2 separate regions of the Mus musculus genome follow, and region 1 is linked to region 2. Evidence: chromatin loops called from intact Hi-C (ENCODE). Cell type or tissue: heart. All regions are shown on one strand.

Region 1 (8,000 bases), 160 kb after region 2:
TAATCCTAACACTCAAGAGACAGAAGCAGGCAAATCTCTGAGTTTGAAGCCAGGCTAGTCTATAGAGGGAGTTCCTGGATAGCCAGGGCTACATCAAAATAAAATAAAATAAAATAAAATAAAATAAAATATAAATAGAAAGAAAAGAAATACTTGTAAGTCACTGTAATTGGGACAGGAGAAATAGCTCTGCAGTTAAGAGGATTCGTTTCTCTAGCTGAGGACCCAGGTTGGTTTCTCACAACCACGTTGCTGCTCACGACTGCCTGTAACTCCAGTTCTAGGGAATCTCTTGCCCTCTTCTGATCTCTATAGGTTTCTGGATGGATGTGGTGCACACACACTCCCTACAGGGCTGCTACATGCAGTTTAGGAGGGGTACTAGACAGGACATAAGACACAGTTGATGCCTTCCACAGAACTGCTATGACCTGTCAAATAGAAGAGTGGGTACAGTTACAATGTGATTATTTGTATATTTTGGGAATAGGACCAGAAGTGGGATCTAGATTATACATATACATTTTTAGTTATGTATATACATTTTTAGTTGCATATATAAAATTTAACATCTCTAGGAATCTTTGTACTGGTTTCTAAATGATTCTACTAGATAAGAATGTCCTCACCTCTATACCCTTGCTGGTACTTGGTAGCATTTTTTTTCTTTTCTTGATAACAGTCTTGGGGCGGGGGGGTTGGGAGTGACAGGTCACAGTATTTGCTCTTTCTCTGGTGATAAACAATCTTGAGCTTCTTTTTTGGATACCTATTGGCCATTTTTGTTTTGTTTTGTTTTGTTTCTTTTGAGACAGGGTTTCTCTGTGTATCCCTGGCTGTCCTGGAACTCACTTTGTAGACCAGGCTGGCCTCGAACTCAGAAATCTGCCTGCCTCTGCCTCCCGAGTGCTGGGATTAAAGGCGTGTGCCACCACCACCCGACGCCTTGACCATTTTTTTATATCATTTTTAGAGCAATTGTCTCTTCAAATCTTTCATTCACTGATTAGAGGATATTTACTACTGTGTTGTATAAGTTTTCTCAATATGACTCTCGGATGTTAATAATTTAAAAATATTTTTCCCAACCTGTAGGCTGCCCTCTTCATTTTGTTCTTCACTTTGCTGCACAGAAGCACTTTAGTTTGATGCAGTCTCACTTGTGACCCGAGCTTTGGCTTTGGTGTGATTGTTACTACCTGAGGCAGTGTCAGAGAGCTCCCCGTTCCATGCGTTTCCTTCTGGGAGTTTTATGGCTGTAGATCTTATGTTTCCCCTTTAAAAATACATTTTGAGGGAAGTTTTTGTGCATGGCAAAAGATAAAGGCCCAGCAGTCACTCACATATGGGAACCTGGTTTTCCATCACTATTTACGCCCCCCCCCCCCCTTTTTTAATTTAAAGGAGCATGTCTCACTTAAGAAAGAAAATAAGGGCTGGAGAGATGGCTCAGTGGCTAAGAGCACTGACTGCTCTTCCAGAGGTCCTGAGTTCAATTAGCAACAACATTATGGCTCACAACCATCTGTAATGGGATCCAATCCCCTTATCTGGTATGTGTGGAGACAGCTACTTTACTCATATACATAAAATAAATAAATAAAATCTTAAAAAGAAAGAAAGAAAGAAAATAGTAGTTGGATGTAGTTATGCTCCCCTTAATCCCAACACTCTGGATAGAGAGGCAAGGTGGGTCTCTGTGAGTTTGAGGGTACCCTGGCCCACAGAGCAAGTTCCAGGACAGCCAGGGCTACACAGAGAAACCCTGTCTCAAAACAAATAAACAAAAGGCAACCAACTAAACAATAACCAAAAAAAAAAAAAAAAAAAAAAAACCAAATATGGTTGAGGTCCTGGGTAAACACAATCGCTAAATGTCTGGCTTTTACTGGGCTCTGATATTTTCAAATAGCACATATTTATTGATAGACACAAGTATTCATGGCATGTATATGATTTTATGAATTAAGTAGATTTAATTTTAATACTATAATGACAAGAAATCTCATCACTTCCTTCCCTCTCACAAAACCCATGTCGAGTGCACTAATGATCAGTTTTAAACAAGTCAACCATGTTTCTTTTAAAAAGACTTATCCCCTTGCCTGGTCTCAAAGATATTGAAAAGTGAGCACACGAAGCCTATAACTGGTGGGTGGGAATAAAGGCAATATACTACTACAGGAGACATCATCAGCTTGTTACAAATTTTCTTGTAATAACCCAGGGATAATCAAATATTGCAACATTTAAGTATGATTGAGCCAAGGGTATGATATCTACAATATGTAGGATTGCTATTTAGTTTTATAACTTAAAATGGTCTATGATAATGGTGGCAAAGAAGGTCTTTGCAATAAATAACTACTTATACACATACTTCATATGCATATATGTGTATTTATATCCACACTTTACAAATAGGACCATGTCTAGCACATGGAGGATTTTAGTAAATATTTGGGTGAATATCAATATGAGAACTAATAGGATCTTTTCTCCCCTTCTTTTTTTTTTTTTAACAATTTTTAATTTTATTCACCTTAGTGCTTAGATGAAATGTGGAAAATAGGTGTTGATTATCTTTCTACCTTTAATGAGTTCTGAGGAGCCTCAGACTGAGCTATCACCTCGGATCCGCACCCCTCTTCCCCCTCCACACACCCCCCCCCCCCCGCCTCCCTCCCTTCCCCTTTCTTACTTCTCCTCTATTCCTTTCGTTTTTCTTTTCTTTGAAGACGCGTCTTATGCATCCAGGCTGGCCTCTAACTCTTATGCAGCCGAGGATGACATTCCGATTATCCTGCCTCCATTTCTCAAGCCTGGGGATTACAGTCGGATACTACTTCGCCAAGATAGAGTTTATGTGCTACTGGGCATAGAACCCGGGACTTCCAGCATGTTAGTTAGGCACTCCAGCAACTTAAGCTACTTGCCTGGCCCTCACATATCTTAATGGCAAGCCTCAGTTTTAGAGACATTAATTTAGCTTAAGGCAGGGCTGGGAATTCACAGAGGAATTGTTTCCTGTAGAAGAGAAAGTCAGCATAGCAAGTACCAGCTCCAAGATAAATAAAGTTGTTTTCTATATACATTGTACAAAGAATTTGGGTGGTTAAGAGAGTGAAGCGAATCTATTAATAAACCATTAGGGATATCCCAAGGAATGTTAATTCAGGAGCATATTTCTGAAGTTATGTTTACTTAGGTTTTCCCTTTAAAAAACCTAACTAATCATTTTCCTTATCAATATTTGTCACTGGTTGTCATAAACTCATTATTAATGGGACAAGCTCTCATATGCTTCCAACCTTGCTCAATACAGGCCCCAAGTGTTCCTTTAAGCCCCAAGAGGGAACCGACTTTGGCTGAAGCCGGTGCCCAAAGCCACACCCACTGCCAGGCCTTGGGACTTGGGGCTGGCCCAGAGGAGCCTCTGCTCACACTGCGCGTTGGAATCCGGCGACCGGAGCTCTGGTGTCCCCCGCAAGAGGTGCGACTGCCCCGCCGGCCCGCTGATGGATCAACCAAGGCCACTCGGTGCGCACCACCGACGCGCTCTAGCTCATTTGCATATAGACGGGCGCGGCGCTGCGACAGGAGGGAGCGCGGGCGCGGCCCCGGGCCGTGGCGCGCGCGCGCCCTGACAGCTCGGCCCAGCTCGCTCACTCGCTCGTTCCCGGCTTCCGAGCACAGCATGGCGGTCAAGGTGACTCCAACTCTCTGCTGCTGCTTTTATTGCATAAGAGACGTTCCAAGGGCCCCGAGTGCAGCCCCCCGCCTCTTTCCGTTGCTTTCTTTGCCTGGTTCTTAGCCAGTGCGTCCCGGGGCTCTAGATTGCGGGTGGAGAGCTGTGCTGGGCTTGGACCGGAGCGAAGAGGATGCCCGGCTGGGGGAGGGGAAGGAGGAGGGATCGTGAGTTGGAGGGGCTCCTGAGGACCATGGTCGGGAGGAGGAAAAGAGTAGTGTTTTGTCCTAGGTACATGGGATTGCGAGCACAGAGTTGGAGAGCATCAGAGAGGGACTGAGAGTCAGCGGGCAGGAGAACCGGGGATACCCAGGGCATCCGCGGTGGGGGAGGGGGTGGGTGTTGTCATTTGGGGCCACAATACAGCCCAGGGCACTGGTTGACATTTGCCTGGCAGGTTGTCAGATGTCGAAAGTATCCGTATTGTGGCAGCTCTCAAGGTTTAGGTCAGATGGAGAAAGGGTCGCCAAGATGACGATGTACTGTTTCTGCTTTCCACAAGAAAGGCTGCTAGGCCCGGCTATTAATTTGGCTGTTTTACATCTCCTGTTGCTCCTCTCTTGAGGCTCTCAGGATTTGTAGCTTGGTGGTTGCTACTGTATTGCTAGTAGTTGTGGAATAAAGTAAACGATTACATTGGTTTCCCTTTCCAGTTCACAGGAAGTGCCGTCTGTAATTTGCTCTATCTTGCACTATTCACACCCTTTTCTCCCACCCCTTAGCCGTAGATCTCCGGTTTGACAGGTGTTATCAGCAATTAAGCTTTGGGTTTGTTTTTAGACTAAATGACCTTATGAAAGATAAATGAGTTGTTAGCAGATGTAAACTATAATCTAAAGAGATTATGTGGTTTCTAGCTAAGCATTAACCAGTCATTCCCCCCCCCCCCTCAGGTGCATACAACCAAACGAGGTGATCCTCATGAGCTGAGAAACATATTCCTCCAGGTAAGTGAAAGAATTTTACATCAGGGAAAGAATGGGAAGAACATGATCGTTATTCCTCTTTAAGCTCTCTAACTTTGAGAAATGCTCTTCTCACAAACATGAGTGGAGGATGTCCTTTGTACTTGGTTTGTTTTGGTTTTTTTTTGAGACAGATTTTCCTTGTGTAGCTCTGGCTGTCCTGGAACTTGCTTTGTAGACCAGGCTGTCCTGGAACTCGGAGGATCTACCTGCCTCTGCCTCCTGAGGGCTGCGATTGGCTCTATACCCGGCCGTTTGTACTCTTAGTAAGAACGGATTGGAAAATTTTTCTTTCTATTGGGGATTGATATGAGGTTTTCCTGGAGTTGCTCTTTTTGTTTGCATGACTTAGGATGACTTATAAAATTTTCCTTCTCATAAATGTCTATGACATTTGTTGCACAGATAATTTATGACTATTGTAGTTGCGCTTTCTCCTCCCACTTATTGCAACCATAGATGGGGATGGGGGTAGGGGTTGGTACAACATGTTTGCTTTAGATTCTTTTGTAAGGAGGCTGGTAAGATGACTCAGTGGATAAAGGTGCTTTACCCAGAACCCATATAAATATCGAAGGAGAGAACTAACTATATAAAGTTGTCCTCTGACTTTCATATATCTGTGCATATGCACCAGTGCTCACACATCTGCTCCTTATAATAATAAATTATTTTTTAAAAAGGGGTGGGGAGAGATGGCTCTGCAGTTAAGAGCACTGTTCTAGAAGACCTGGGTTGGATTCCCAGCACCCATATGGCAGCACTCAGCCATCTGCAGTCCAATTCCAGGGAATCTGTCATCTACTTCTAGCCTCTGAGGACATCACATCACATGCATGTGGTGCATAAACATACACACGTTAAAAAAACGGAAGTCTTGCCGGGCGGTGGTGACACACGCCTTTAATCCCAGCACTTGGGAGGCAGAGGCAGGCGGATTTCTGAGTTCAAAGCCTGCCTGGTCTATACAGAGTGAGTTCCAGGACAGCCAGGGCTACACAGAGAAACCCTGTCTCGAAAATACCAAAAAAAAAAAAAAAACCCAAAACAAACAAACAAAAACAAAACAAAACCGGAAGTCTTGTAAGGATTGACCTTAAAATACCTTACTTATGTTAAGCTTTTAGAATCAGTCACCTGACTACGCCTAGTTTTTTGCCTTTGCTTTCTTAAATTCCTAAGGTATTTTACTAAAAGTTATGTTTTTCTTGGAAGAGCTGTTTTTTAGAATCTTGTATTCTGGCTGTGGAGTCTCTGTAGACTGTTAACCTCGGGCAGGCTCCTTCTGGGTATTATTTTCCACTGTAAAATGAAAGGTGACCTTCAAGGTTGCTTTCCATTCCAAAAGTCTGTGATTCTATCTTAGGAACAGATTCTAGCGTCTGCTAATGAGTCTAAGCTGGATAGCACTTCCATCCGGGACAGGTAGTTTCCTCAGGCCTGGTGGGGAGGAGGAGGCTGCATAGGTGACCACACACAGTGTAGTTTATGAAAGAGAATTGGTAAAGGTCAGGGATAAAGTGTTTCTCTACCTTGCTTTAGCCCTGCATTTGAGTGTTAGCACCAAAAGAAAACAAAAGAGAATTAGAAAAATGAGAATTATTTTTAATTTTTATGTTTTAGACTAAGGCTTTTTAGGTAGCACAGCCTTTCTTTCTTTCATATGTCTTTGTTTATTGGAGACAGGGTGTTACCATGTAACTCTGGCTGCCCTGGAACTGTTACACCAGGCTGACTTCAACCTCACAGAGATCTGCCTGGGGTACCTTGAACTTGTTTGATCTTTCTGTCTCAAGCCTCCTGAGTCCTGGGATTATAAGTGTGTATAACCTTGCTTCTTAGGAGCCTTGAGTTTTACAAAGTGTATTAAAAGGATCCTTTCTGGAACAAAACTAGTTATAATAGAGCCTCACCATTTGTGTGTTAAGACCTTTGTTCCTTACAAGTGTTGTTTGGGGTTCACAAAAACATATTAGTATAAGCCCTGTACTATGATTAGGGTCAGTTGTTTGTGGAGAATTTGTATACTATAGCTAATTTTATTTTCTGGTTACATATGGAAACAATCAGCTGAGATGCTCTATGATGTAGTAAGAAGAGTACAGGTATCAGGAACATGTGTATCCCTCACCCCAAGTTCAAGGATGCCCCCAATGTAGACCAGGCTGGCCTTGAACTCACAGAGATCTGGATGCCTTTGCCTCTCAAATGATGGTATTAAAGATGTACATCATCACAGCTGGCTTTTTTTTTTTTTCCTTAAGGAAGATGGGTTTAATTCGCAGGCCTCGGTCTCTATAGCTCCCTATCCTTAAGCGAATTATTTAGACTTTCCAGGTTTCATCTTCTCATGTGGGACCCGGTAAAACATAAGGAAATGGGAACTGATGTCTTTTCTTTTCTTTTTTCTTTTTTTTTTTTTTTAAATTGAGATAGAAGGTTTTTTTTTTAAATTTTTATTTATTTATTTATTATATGTAAGTACACTGTAGCTGTCTTCAGACACTCCAAAGAAGGAGTCAGATCTCATTATGGGTGGTTGTGAGCCACCATGTGGTTGCTGGGATTTGAACTCCGGACCTTCGGAAGAGCAGTCGGGGTGCTCTTACCTGCTGAGCCATCTCACCAGCCCCTGATGTCTTTTCTAGTTTTAGAAATTCTATACAGAAAAGAAAATGTGACTCATTATTCATTTGTTACTGGTTTGTGTGTGTTGTTCTTTGGGCTGGGTAGTGATTGTCGGAGCTTGGAAAGCTCATAACTATGCTATTTTAGCTTTTCATATACTTTTTGTGGTATCTTTTTTGCACATTATTATTATTATTTTGTGGTGCTGGAGAATCAAACTCATCATATATATTAGGTAAATATTATACCACTGAGTGACACCTTACTTCTTTAAATATTATTTTGATATTGTCTTTATTTTATTTTTGTACAGAAAACTTGTGGTTTATTAATTTATATTCATCATTAAACATAAAGTAGTGACTCAAGCATTATTATTGTTATTATTAATAGTATTATTATTTTATTTGTTCATTTGTTTTTCTAGTCAGAATCTTGCTACATAGCCCAGGCTGGTCTGATTCTCATTATGAAGCTCAGGCTAATCTTGAATTCATTGTTCAGATTACAAACAGGAGACACCATACTTGGCTTCTGCAGTATTGGAAGGCAAGAGAGAAACAGTGTAGAGTTGCTTAGTCCCAGGAAAGCATAAAACTGCTGGAAAGACTTTGTATCTAGTTGGAGCAACTTTTTGTTACCTTCTAGCATATTAAGAT
Region 2 (8,000 bases):
GTTTGGACAGCGCCCACTCCATGTCCCAGAGAATTTGGAATTGGCCAACACTCAGCGTCAGATGAAGTCTGTTTTTCAATAAATTAACCCCCCTCCCTCTGATTTCCCCCATTTCCCAAACAAGCTACATAGATGGTCAAGCAGGGCCCGGAAGAAGACCATTCAGGAAAAAGTGGTCCAGGACTCGGTGGATGGGCTGCCGGCAGACCGGTGTGGCTCAGACCTGGTGACTTTTTGGAGAGGTCGTAGAATGAGGACAGCAGACACACGAGGACCTTGACTTCGGCGCACAGACAGTGCAAAAAGGAGACAAAGACGGACAGAATCAAAAAAGAGCGTATTTCCCCCTCCTACGTATTTGTTTTTCCTGATAGTCTCACAAAGATGAGAGTCTGGTCCGGTCCAGCGGGTTATCTTGTGGCACTGGCTGTCTCCAGTGGCTGTGCCTGCGCTTTGAGGCCACTCTGCTGTTCACCGTGGCCCAAACCAGATTCGGGCTGAAAGGTCGCTGAGTCAGACTTTTAGGGGCTCCGAGAAGCAGCAAGCCCTCTGCCTTCACTGTTCCTTTTTCTTTTATTTTTAGCTCCCCACCCCCACCCCTGCTCCCGCTCGTGGGCTCTTCTCCTCCTGGCCCAGGGCGTGCGAAAAGGTGGATGAACCTGGAGGCGGGAGGGGCCGGGCCAAGGGAGACGGGCAGGAAGCGGGTGAGTGCGAACTGATAACCTCACATCAGTTGAGGCTGCTGCATAGCTTCTTGGTGCGCTGAGGGATACCATGATGTATAGCTGGGGACGTAGGAGCCAGCGCTGCTGCCGGAGCCCTTCCCAGATGAGGAGTTCGGATTCCAGCCGGGTGGTACCGGTGGGGAGCCGGCAGACAAGGCTCTGCCGTTCGCCAGCGCGCTGCCCTCCAGAGCTGCCCCGCCTTGCTTCATCAGCTTCTTGAACTTGGAGCGTTTGTTCTGGAACCATATCTTGACCTGCAGGATCGGGCGACAACGTGACTGGACTATGACCATTGAGCCTACCCAGGTCCAAGGAGAAAAGGGACGGGTGGACAACAATACCCGCCCTCCTTGCTTTGGGAAAGCTGACAGCTCCAGGACAGAGGGGCAGAGACCACCGCCTCCCCACACCCCATGAGGGCCAAAGGCCAGAAAATTGAGCCCCAGGTCCAGCCGCTGTTGGCAACTTTTAGAGCAGCTATCAGAGCCGGGAATAAGAGAACAGGGGAGAGCCAGGCCTTGGCTTGCAAATGAGACGATGCCACCTGGGCGACGTTTATGGAAGACCTCATGCAGCACAATGCAATAACAATAAAGAAAATTTAAAACCTAGATAGGAACGGGGTGGGGGGCGGGGGCATTTGTTAAAATTAGATCTCCTTTCCTCGTAGGACTATTGGAAGAGGCTACAGCGTCTTTGTTAAACTCTTTAGACTCAAACCAATTCTCCCCCCCACCCCCAACGGTGTATTTGCTTTCCCCAGCTCCAACCTAAATCTAGAGACAGACTGGCCCTCGTTCGAATGCCTAGGAACTGCCCAGGGTCTTAGAGAAGTGCAGGAAGAAAAAAGAAAAATCTCACTTTTTTTTTCCCCCTTCTTCTTAAGGATCTGGAACTTGGGAAGTGAAGGGCCAGAGGGAAGGATCTGCCTCTGCCACCTCGCAAGAAGAAGGAGGTGGGGGAAGCAGGCTTAGGCCCAGGACCTGAGTGATTAGTGGCACACTTTAAAGGCTAAGGAAGATTAAATCCCCCTTCTATTGTTCCAGTTGTTCAGGCACGTGTGACCTCAGAACCTCCAAACAAAACGTCTGGGGAAATCCTTCCAGTTCCCTGCCTGGTCAGAAGACCAGGTAGCCTGCAGGTCAGAGAGTAGGGTCCGAGCTAGGGCAAACAGTTTGAGGGAGGAAGAGGAGACGCTGAAAGTCAGAGGTGGATACACACACACACACACACACACACACACACACACGGGTTGGGGGGCGGACTGTGACACCTAGAACCAGAGGCCCAGCGAACAAAAAATGTGAAGCCTGGGGCTGGAGCCCAGCTCCCGAGGCTTGTTTGGCAGAGCGGCCAGGTACCTGCGTCTGTGTGAGTCCCAAGGAGGCCGCCAGCTCCGCCCTCTCAGGCAGAGCTAAGTACTGAGTTTGTTGGAACCTCCGGTTCAAAGCCTGCAACTGCAAACTGGAATAAATTGTCCTGGGTTTACGGATCTTTTTCCCTTTGCCGTTAAAGCGCACCTCGCCGCCTTCCACCACCGTACTCTTCTCGGAGTCCGCCCCTGGAGGGACAACAGAAGCAGAGACCCTTGTTAATGCTGCACTGCCTTTAGTGAGGAGGGACGAGAATGAATGTCTATGGATGGGTTGGCAGAAGTAGGGTCCGGAAAAGAACGTTCAAGAAACCCTGAAAGACTGCGAAGGTCCCTCAAGGTCCGAGCGCACGTCCCTGGCTGCTGCAGACAGAATTGGGTCGTTCCCAAGAGCGCAGCTATTGCCTTTGCAGAGAAAGTTTGCTATTTTTTGCAGGCGGTAGTTGAGGTTTAATTACCCTTAATTGCATACATTGTTTATAGCGCTACGCAATAAATAATTACCGAGACTAATACGTGCACATGTGGGTTTCTGTTTTCCAGCAGGGCATTGTGTGCTCGGCGCACCGAGCGGCCCAGAGGCCCAGCCAGTGCCAGGAGACGCGCTCGGATTTATCCTTTGCTGGACAGTTGTAAATTGAATTGACTTATAATTTTTTTCTTTTCAGTGACAAGGATCCACAGATTGATATCCGAAACCTCTACTACTTCCGCGCTTTCCCCACCCCCACCCACCTCTCTACCCCACACTCTCTTGTCTTTTCTCTTTCCCCCTCCCCTTCTCCCCCTCTCTCCTATTCTCCTTCCCTTCTCTCCTTGTCCCTGGCAAGCGCACGTACCTGGGTCCTCCAGGCGGCTCTGGGCGAGGCTGGCGCTGCCGGGGTAGGACTGCACGGAACTGATGTAGGGGCTGGACGCGTGGCTGCTGACCGAGTTGACGTAGGGGTAGCCCAGCGGTCGGGAGAAGGATGAGGCCGAACTGTAGGCACCGTCGGGCTGCGAATGGCCCGCCGAGTGTAAACAGTGCATGGAGTAGTGCCCGTGGGACATGGGAGAAGGAGACATTTGCTGGTTGGGCGGCCCAAACTCCATAAACACAGCCTTGCCCGACACGGGGCTGTTGAGACTTTCTGGCATGGTGGTCATGGTCATCTCTTCTCGCGGGGTCTGGGTGTGGGTCTTTCTCTCCTCTGCTTCCCTTTTGGGGGTCTCTATGTTTCTCAGGACAGGAAGGAACCCAATTTAAGCGGAACAGGGGTTTTCACTTTCCATTCATAAGAAAATGGAGTTTGTCTCTTTGAAAAGTCTAAGCATGATGCTGCCGAGCTCCCCAAACTCGGTTCAAAGCTTTGACTCAGCCAAGGTCATAAATATTCATGAGCTGGTGGAGCTGATTGGTCGGCTCTCTTGCATAATCACCGGGGATTGGTCCGAGAAGCTCGGGCTCGGCTGGACTAGAGCGGGCGACGCGGCCCGGCCTGGGGAGAATCCGGTCCACACGTCCCGGCCGGGGCTCCTCTGCAACAGAGCGCGCGGAGCGGGACGCACAATGGGCTGCGGCGTCCGCGCAGGAACCTCGAAGGCGCGCGACTCCAGCCTCCCGCCTCCCTCGCGCGCTTCCCGCCCCAGAAACCAACCAGCCGCGCCCTGCCGTCGCCCTCCCCCTTGCTGTCCCCACCCTTCGCCCGCCCCCAACGCCTGGGACCCCGGACCACTTCTTCTTGAGGTCACCTAGTCCGGTGCGGAGCGCCGCTCCAGAGTCCGGCCGCGGTCTCTGGATCGCGGAGTCGCGCACTGGGCGACAACCCAGGTAGCCTGCAGCCAGCGGTCCTTCTGAGCGTCTTGTGCCTAGCTCAGCGCGCTCCAGGCCGCGCCTCCCAGGTTGGGGTTCTCTCGGCCACATCCCGGGGATCTGGGTTTGGGGGCCCTCTGGCCCAACTCACTCACTCGGCCGCCGCCCCGCCGTTGCCACCGTTCCCAGGGGCTTGCTCGCATCTCTCCAGGCCCAGCTGGCCACTCCAGCTCGAGGCTGCACGGGTCTGATCAAAGCAGTGCGCGTGGAGAGCCAGGAACCCACGCTTCTCCACCCAGGAAAGGCGGCCGCACCGCCTCCCCCCTCCTTTCCCTCCCAACCTTCCTGCCTCCCCCTCCCCTCTCCACTCCCCCTGAGCCACGAGCCCCGGGCTCACTCGCCCCGAGGGCGCGGCTCAGCGTGGAGTCCTGAGGGCCCGCAGTCGCCTGGTGGCTGGTGCATCGAACTCCTGCCAGGTGGTCATTTTCCGACCTCCTGGGGTCTGGCCAGAGTACTTGGGGTTTGGGAGTCCTAGGGAGACACCGACACCCTCAGCAAATCCTGATCAGTGGTAGGCTTGAATATTTGTGTTTAGATATGCCCCTCTCTGTCGCCCGATCTCTTCCTCACCTCCAGTGGCCAAAGCTGGAGCCTCCGGGCCCGGGGGTGAGGTGGGGAAGCTGGTGAAGGAAAGAGCTGCCAAAGCGCGCTGTCTACCATCTGGGTGCAAGTGTTGAAAAGTGCACAAAAGATTCTCTCGCACTCCACCCCCCCACTACTACCACACACCACCTCGCGTGGCGCAAACTACGCTGGTTGCTAGGGACTGTTGGTTCCCAATCCCGCCAGCCCCACGATGAATCCCAAATTACTTTGTTAGGTAATTAGAAAGTGTTGATAATTATTTCTTTCATAATTTAGCGGTGTGACGGGGACCGGGGGAAATGATCTTGTGAAAGTTCACACGTGCACACGTATTAGTTACTGATTCATTTGATTAAATGGTAGTCTCAAGTGCTCAGATCCGCAGCTGAAGGCGCCCCATTAGCATAACACTGATGTTTAATTTTCATACGCATAATTAGCCATATATTTAACACTAATAGCAACATGCAGCCTTTCAGCGTTAAACAGCCCGGGGATTTGATCTGGCCTGAGCTGAACCTGCGCCGCGGCACCTTCCCCTATCTGGAGTGCACAGTGATCACAGGGAGACCTCTGTAATCAAGCACATTTTGGCAGAGGGAACACCAATAAAAATGAACATTCAAAACAAATTACATCGGTGATGTCGTTACAGATATGAGTACAGGGGATTCATTCTCATTCTCTCTCTCTCTCTCTCTCTCTCTCTCTCTCTCTCTCTCTCTCTCTCTCTCTCTCTCTCTCTCTCCTTCAGCAGCAGCTCCTGCCTAAAGATTTCCTCTTCTGATTAAAGGCATGAGGCTGTGCGCAGAAACATTTCATGCAGCATGTTGGTTGGAGCAAAAGAGAAAAACAAAAGAAAGAGGAAAAAAACAAAACAAAAAACAACAGTCCAAAATTCGTAAACCAATAAAGGGTTTGCCATCGCCTGAAAGGTTTTTTGTTTTGTTTTTGTTTTTTCCTTAATCGCCAAACCACAAGGTGAGGCTTTGTAACACCAACCAACTAAGAACTCCAACTCGCCTCGTCCTGGTCTTCCTGTCGTACTCGCGATTTTAATAGCTCCTTCTTAGTGCCTGTTTTGGGGTGTGGAGTGCCGTCCTGTGCGCCCAACGCAGCCGCTTGGATGCCATCTGAACCGAAGGTCTCTTCGCCTTGCGGGCCTTGCCCATGTAAGTGATCGCTGCGGTTGTGCGCCGGGGTTGGGATGGGGAAAACTGGACTGGTGTCTCTTGGAATTTAGTGCAAGGTATGGGGACGTCGGATGGCCGGATTGCCTAGGACCAGTTTATCCCAGAGACTGGTTGGGTTGGGGAACCAGAGAGCGACCATGGGTCTACTAGGTGCTCTGTCCTTCCACTTAGCAGAGCAGGAGGCCAGGCTGGCTACTGGGAACGGGTGGGCACGATAGGGTTTCAGAGTCTGGCCACATTTAGAACTGAGCTGTGTGTAGGTGAGGGAGCACACTTGAGAATTATTTCCTAACTCAAGGAAGCAAGTCTTGGGAGAAACTGAGCCGGGTCCCTGAAAGAGTGTACAGGCCTCAGCAAACTTCAGGAAGTGAGATCTTATCTCTACTTTGTGAGTCCCGGTGTGCAGTCCTCCAACTGACCCAACTCTAAAGTGACACACCTGCTCCAAAATGCTCAGACCTTTGCCAGCCCAAGTATGAAAGGAACTTAGACTCTCCCATTGGTCCTGAAGGTTCCAGATCGGGAGCAGAACTCACGGGAGTCACCTCAGGAGCCAACAGCTCAGGTAGCCAGCTTACACTTCCTGTCTGGAATCCCTGCGGTTCAGGGTTAGGCGTCAGGTCAATTTAGTTGGTCAGCTGATGAGGAAGTGGAAGAGAGGAGGCTCTTAAAAAACAAAAACAAAACAAAACAAAAAAACGAACCCTACTTCTCAGTCTTAACTTCAAAGAACATTACACAAAATTCCTTTAAGTTTGTTTCCTACAGAGCTGCTGCGTTTAGCAGCACAGGCTAGATTACTAAATCAGATTATATACCTTCCCCATAAATACCTTCACCTGCAATAATTGTCCCAGTGGTTGGTGAAATCCTGTGGTCCTAATAAAACTATCCTTAGGGGGACCTAAGAGTAAACTGATCTGCAGATAAAGACACTACATGCTAATCTGATTGCTCTAGAAAAGAAGTGAAGTCATTCTCTGGCAAGTATCTTTAAGGCAGCTGGCCCTGATCCTCTCTAGGGAATATGGATGCTCCGTGGTCACAGCTTCAGTCTCTGAGTCTCTGCCTGGCGAATTCCAGAACACCTCAAAAGTTTGCCAGTTGATCTTTAAAATTCCCCATTCCTTCTTACCCTCAAACAAAGTCGGTTTAGAATTGCCGCCACACAACTCTCTACATCTCTAGATGTAGACAAACTGATCTGGGGAGTTGGGGACCATGGATGAATTCCCAAGTTTAGAGGAGAGCTGAAATGTACCACTGTGGGCAGTACTTGTCCCCAGCTTCCCACCTCCTCCTCCATGGCTCTGGGTGTCCTGCTAACTCCCTGGGGGTGCCTCTATGCTATCAATCCTGGCAAATGTAAAATCTCCTTGGCTCCCCAGACGATCCAAGCCCTATTAAGGACTCGGGCCACCTGGCCATTTGCATGAACACAAGCCAGAGTTCACAGAGGTTCTGATGTTCTTGCCCCCCGCTGGCCATGCCCAGAGGGGACTGTCTTCCTGTGAGGACTGTCTTCCTGTGAGGCCCAGCCTAGCCCACCCTGAAGGTAGGTTCAACAGATCTCTGACAACAAGGGAAAGCAGAGTGCTTTGGGCAGGAATGTATTTCTGCTCCTGAAGCAGGTGGGCCCTGCAGGCAAGTTGATCCATAGTTAAAACGGAGTTCCAGATGAGCCCAACTAGGACCTTATCTCAAATGTGCCTGGTGTCTTTTCTCTCAGAGATCCTGTGAAGTCTCAGGAATACCTGATTTGTATAGCCCAGGGAAGCCTGTCCCAGGACTGCAGTCAGGAGAGGACAATTTAAGGACTAGCTGGGCTCTAAACTCAAAATCTAAAGAATGGGGTTGCAGCTTAAATTTTTAGTACAACAAATGGTCTAGTGGGGGGAGCGTCTCAGGCTGGCAGGGGGATCAAGCATGGCTGGCTGCTGGTGAAGAGCCTCAGGGATCTGTAAGGGGTTTGGACTGCTCACATCTTCAGAAAGCCTAAACCTATGGTCCACAGTCAAGACAACGTTTGCAGGCAATGCTCCCTGGCTCATCCTCTCTGGGGCAAACCTCAATGAAGAGGAAATTGGGGTGGAAGCAGGTGCTTGCCTCTGGAAGTGCCCACAGCTCAGCCATGTTAAGATCAACAAGGGTGGGGTGGGGGCGGGTGAACCAGAGTAAAAGAGAGTTTAAAGAAAGAGTTCTGGGTTTTGTTTTGTTTTTGTTTCCCTTTCTGCATGCATGTTAAAGTTTGGAGACTCTAAAACTAATCACCT

What was found. Hi-C counts contacts between places; a loop is a spot of excess contacts. Peaks named below come from ENCODE experiments on the same cell type or tissue, not always from the same donor. Only the 100,000 strongest peaks of a DNase experiment are listed, where the experiment ranks them.
Region 1: a loop joins it to region 2, with 2.2 times the contacts of the local background. A loop is called at or near these places in 2 of 42 quality-filtered maps.

The regions. Positions count from the first base shown.
Region 1 is chr2:71,363,222-71,371,221 of GRCm38, reverse strand. Slc25a12 (solute carrier family 25 (mitochondrial carrier, Aralar), member 12) reads left to right here and starts at 3,467. Exons shown (of 18, transcript NM_172436.4): 1 at 3,467-3,709; 2 at 4,642-4,695. The coding sequence starts at 3,698. In heart, no CTCF peak of the experiment used is centred here; a DNase peak (open chromatin) is centred at 3,521; H3K4me3 peaks cover 2,223 bases; H3K27ac peaks cover 1,561 bases.
Region 2 is chr2:71,525,243-71,533,242 of GRCm38, reverse strand. Dlx1 (distal-less homeobox 1) reads right to left here and starts at 3,798. Exons shown (of 3, transcript NM_010053.2): 1 at 2,937-3,798; 2 at 2,087-2,286; 3 at 1-979. The coding sequence starts at 3,249. The coding sequence ends at 725. It also overlaps Dlx1as. In heart, no CTCF peak of the experiment used is centred here; a DNase peak (open chromatin) is centred at 3,522; H3K4me3 peaks cover 4,239 bases; H3K27ac peaks cover 2,544 bases; H3K27me3 peaks cover 7,547 bases.